Linked DNA regions of Homo sapiens: region 2 is linked to region 1. The links are chromatin loops, found by intact Hi-C in ENCODE. Cell type or tissue: heart right ventricle. All regions are shown on one strand.

Region 1 (2,500 bases):
TCTGCCTCCTGATGCTCAAGATCCCTCCCTCTATTTTTAAAAATCAGGTTTATTGAAGTATAATTGATGTACAGTAAATTTTACTCTTTTTAGTGGAAACTTCTATAGGTTTCCACTAAATGTGTAACCAACACAATTAAGATCTAGAACATACTGTCTCGCCCCTCCCGATTTTCTTGTGCTCCTTTGGAGCCAACAACTCTCCCCCAACCTCTAGACCCTGGCAACCACTGATCTGTCCTCTGTCCGTATGGATTTGTCTTTTCCAGAATGTCATATACATGGACTAATACACAGTGTCATCTTTTGAGCCTAGCTGCTTCCACATAGCTTAAAATTTGAGATTCATTTGTGCTGTTTTGAGTAGTATTGCTGAGTGGTATTCCATGGTACCAATGAACCTTGTTTTTTTATTGGAGACAGTCTTGCTCTGCCACCCAGGCTGGAGTGCAGTGGTGCGATCACAGCTCACTGCAGCCTCCACCTCCTGGACTCAAGCCATCCTCCTGCCTCAGCCTCCTGAGTAGCTGGGACCACAGGTGCCAGCCACTGTGCCCAGCTCGTTTTAAAATTCTTTTGTAGAGATGGGGTCTCAATAAGTTGCCCAGGCTAGTCTCCTATACTAGTCTCCTATACTAGTAACTCCTGTACTTGAGTGATCCTCTGGCCACAGCCTTCCAAGGTGCTGAAATGACAGGCATGAGCTACCATGCCTCACCTCAGATGGACCATTTTGATGCCATGTTGGGGACAAAGAAAGAAAGAAAACAACTCGCTTTGACCAAATTGTCCCTGAGCTGATGAATTCACTGGGTAAACTACATTAATTTTCCTCCCGCCCAGTTGTAATAGGAAGATAAAATGTCACTTCTTGCAACCGAATCTGTGGATTATGAAACTCACATTCACTTTGCTGATTATTGTTTTTGTCTTTTTGTTTTGGACAATATGGCTGCAGCTGGCCTGTAAGTGAGCAAAGGCCCCGCTAAGAGTCCCTCTCCCCAGGCTTTATGACACCAGTGCTGAGTCATAGAGGTTCTGCTAGTCCCCAAGAGAAGCACTTTCACCTTTCCTGGTGATGCCTTTGGCTCCTTGAGCTGAGTTTTGCCCGAGTGGGGCTCATGAGGGAGGATGGAGTTTCTTGGGACTACTCAGACCGCCAGTTACTGTGGTCCCAAGAAATGCTGTGGCTTGACCTCACTGCCAGCTGTACAGGCGCCAGTGATCCAGGAATGCTATCAGCCCTACTACCTGCCCGGGTACCGCTACCTCAATTCATGGAGGCCTAGCCTCTTCTACAAGATAGCCAACGTCCAGACCTGCCCGGACGAGAGCACCAGTACCCTGCGGCCGCCCACCATCCTGCCCACACTGCGCTCCGCACTCTTCTCTCGCTATAGCCCCCACGACTGGGACCAGTCCAACCAGCTGCAGGTGCGTGGGGCCGAGGCCTCCCGGCTGTGGGCCAGCCGGCTGACGGATGACTCCATGAGGCTCTTGCAGGACAAGGACCAGCTGACGCACCAGATGCAGGAGGGCACCTGCCGGAACCTGGGCCAGAGGCTGTCGGACATTGGCTTCTGGAAGTCAGAGCTGAGCTATGAGCTGGACAGGCTTCTGACTGAGAACCAGAACTTGGAGACGGTCAAGAGGCGGCTGGAGTGCGCGGCCAATGAGGTGAACTGCCCATTGCAGGTGAGTACAGGGGTGGGGACAGGGCTGTGGCTGTGTCCTGGGGATACTGCACGCTCATTCTGCTTCCCTTGACTGAAGATGAAGGTGGCAGGCACCTTGCAGGTCGGTTTGAGCTGCATCATCGAATACGATCAGTAATACAATCTTAGTCAATTCAGGATAATCCCAGTCAAATCAGGGTTTCTTGGACTGAATAGAATTTCCTTTTCTCCTTGAAGCTACATCAAAGTTGCAGGGGTTTCATGAAAATATTGTGTGCATACTTATGCATGCCTGAGCATGTGTGTGTTCTGGTCCTTAAAGCACATGCTTAAAATAACTGACTTATTTATTTATTTTTTACACAGAGTCTCCCTCTGTCACCCAAGCTGGAGTGCAGTGGCTCGATCTTGGCTCGCTGCGACTTCCGCCTCCTGGGTTCAAGCGACTCTCGTGCCTCAGCCTCCTGAGGAGCTGGGATTACAGGTGCCCGCCACCATGGCCAGCTAATTTTTGTATTTTTAGTGAAGACAGGGTTTTGCTATGTTGGCCAGGCTGGTCTCGATCTGATCTTCCCGCCTTGACCTCCTAGAGTGCTGGGATTGCAGGCATGGGCCACTGTGCCTGGCCCATAACTGCCTTATTTTTCCCCGTAATACTTATCATTTAACATGCTCTATACTTGATTGAATATTAGAATACAGTATAGTCTCCATCAAGGTAGAGATTTTTGCCTGCTTTGTCACTGATGTATTCAAGACTGCTATTCAGTGCAGGGCACCTGTATGTCTGTGTGGGTCCGTAGTGACCAATGTCGGTGCTGACT
Region 2 (2,500 bases), 50 kb after region 1:
CTGTGTAATCAGTTTTCCCCTATCTTAAAATCCGAGATGGGCAGGATTCTATAATTTGTAGGGCAGGTTGTTCCCAAATTTGAGTGTGCACAAGAGTCACTGGGGGGAAGCTGGTTAAAAATCTAGATTTCCAGATCCCACTGTGATTCATTCATTCAATTGATGTTTATTGAGCTACTACCATAAGTAGGGTTTCCAGATTTAGCAAAGACAAATACAGGATGTCCATTTAAACTTGAATGTCAGATCAACAAATTTTTTTTTTTTTTTGAGACAGAGTCTTACTCTGTTGGCCAGGCTAGAATGCAGTACAGTGTTGTGATCATAGCTGAGTGCGACCTCGACCTTCTGGGCTCAAGCAATCCTTCCTCAGCCTCCCAAGTAGCTGGGATTACAGATGTGCACTATATGCCTGGCCAGTTTTTCTTTTTTTTCTGTAGAGATGGGGTCTCACTATATTGCCCAGGCTGGTCTCAAACTCCTTGGCTCAAGCGATCCTCCCACCTCAGTGCCCCGCAAAGTGCTGGAATTACAGGCACTAAGACACTATGGCCAGCCAACAAATTATTATATTTTTTAAATTTTATTTAGTTTTTGAGACAGAGTTTCACTCTTGTTGCCCAGTCTTGCAGTCCAGTGCAATGGTGTGATCTTGGCTCCCTGCAACCTCCGCCTCCCAGGTTCAAGCGATTTTCCTGTCTCAGCCTCCCAGTAGCTGGAATTACAGGTGCTTGCCACCATGTCTGGCCAATTTTTGTATTTTTAGCAGAGATGGGATTTTACCATGTTGGCCAGGCTGGTTTTGAACTCCTCTCCTCAGGTGATCTGCCTGCTTTGGCCTCCCAAAGTGCTGGGATTACAGGCGTGAGCCACTGTGCCTGGCCAAATTATTATTATATAGGATCTTGCTCTGCTGCCCAGGCTGGAGTGCAGTGGTGCATCACGGCTCACTGCAGCCTTCACCTCCTGGGGTCAGGCAGTCCTCCCACCTCAGCCTCCTGAGTAGCTGGGACCACAGGTGCAAACCACCACACCTGACTAATTTTTTTGTATTTTTTGTAGAGATGGGTTTTCACTATGTTGCCCAGGCTGGTCTCGAACTCCTGGGCTCAAGCAATCCTCCCACCTCAGCCTCTCAAAGTGTTTAGGATTATAGGTGTGAGCCATTGTGCCTGACCTACAAATCATGTTTTAACATCAGTATGTCTCATGCAATAACTGGGGGGGCTTGCCTCCTTGCATTCATGCTACTATAACCAAGTACCACCATAGGCTAGGTGGTTTGTAAACATCAAAATTTATTTCTCACAGTTCTGGAGGCTAAAAGTCCAAGGTCAGGGTGCCAGCATGATCGGGTTCTGGTGAGGGCCCTCTTCCGGGTTGTAGACAGCCTTTGTATTTCTTCACCTGGCAGAAAGAGAGTAAAGTAGCCTCTTCTTATAAAGGCACTAATCCCATTCATGAGAGCTCCACCTCATCACCTAATCGCCTCTCAGAGGCCCCACCTCCAGCACACTGGGACAGATTAAGCTTTCAATATAGGAATTTTGGGGGAACACAGACATTCAGGCAGTCCATTACAGAACATACACGAGAAAGTGCTTTGTTGTTTATATGAAATTCAAATTTAACTGGGAGTCCTATAGTTTAACTGGTAACCCTAATGCTGCACCAAACACTGTTCTAGGCGATAGGAGAACAGTGTGAACAAAACACAGCCCCTGATTTCTGATAGCTTATGTTATAGTCAGGAAGCCATTTCCTGGTGCCCCCATAGGGTCTGGAGACAAACTGATTCATGCAGACAAATAGATCCAGGAAGAAAGGGGGAAGCCAGGTGAGGGGTGCAGTGATGGAGGTGGCTGTCCGTTTTGAATAGAGTAGACAGGGAAGCTCTTTCTTTGGAGGTGACATTTAAGCAAGGACCTGGAGAGGTGAGATTTGGATGCAGTAAGTGTGTAGGGCTCAAGGATCTGCATAGATAATAAGCCATTCTGGAAGAATCCGATGTGGGGATCTGCGAACGCCACTTTGAGAAAAATGACTTTAGGGTTTCAAGCCTCATGTCCACCTCTGATGATGCACTTAGCTGTTTACAGCTCCTCTCTGGGCCTCAGTTGACTTCATATGTGCAATGGGAATAGTAGTCACTGACTCACTTTCTCACAGGGCAGTTGTGGGTATCAAATGACGTAAAAGATGGGAAAGGACTTTGTAAACTGAAAAACGCTCAGCAGGGTCTCGACTAGTGCCATCCATTAGAAATACAGTGCAAGCCCCTTGTGTAACTTTAAAGTGTCTAGTAGCTGCTTGAAAAAGCGAAAAATGTGAAATTGATTTTATGTTATTTTATTTATTTTTTGAGGCAGAGTTTTGCTCTTGTTGCCCAGTCTGGAGTGCGATGGTGCGACCTCGGTTCACTGCAACCTCCTCCTCCCGGGTTCAAGCAATTCTCCTGCCTCAGCCTCCCGCGTAGTTGGGATTACAGGCGCCTGCCACC

What was found. A loop is a pair of places that touch in the nucleus more often than their neighbours do. Peaks named below come from ENCODE experiments on the same cell type or tissue, not always from the same donor. Only the 100,000 strongest peaks of a DNase experiment are listed, where the experiment ranks them.
Region 2: it touches region 1 in a loop (1.8-fold over the local background); 2 of 110 quality-filtered maps call a loop at or near these places.

Annotation. Positions count from the first base shown.
Region 1 is chr16:10,693,505-10,696,004 of GRCh38, reverse strand. TEKT5 (tektin 5) reads left to right here and starts at 1,075. Exons shown (of 7, transcript NM_144674.2): 1 at 1,075-1,695. The coding sequence starts at 1,132. In heart right ventricle, no CTCF peak of the experiment used is centred here; no DNase peak of the experiment used is centred here.
Region 2 is chr16:10,643,905-10,646,404 of GRCh38, reverse strand. All of the region lies in intron 5 of TEKT5 (tektin 5), which reads left to right. Among named protein-coding and RNA genes, the nearest start is that of TEKT5, 50 kb to the left of the region's middle. In heart right ventricle, no CTCF peak of the experiment used is centred here; no DNase peak of the experiment used is centred here.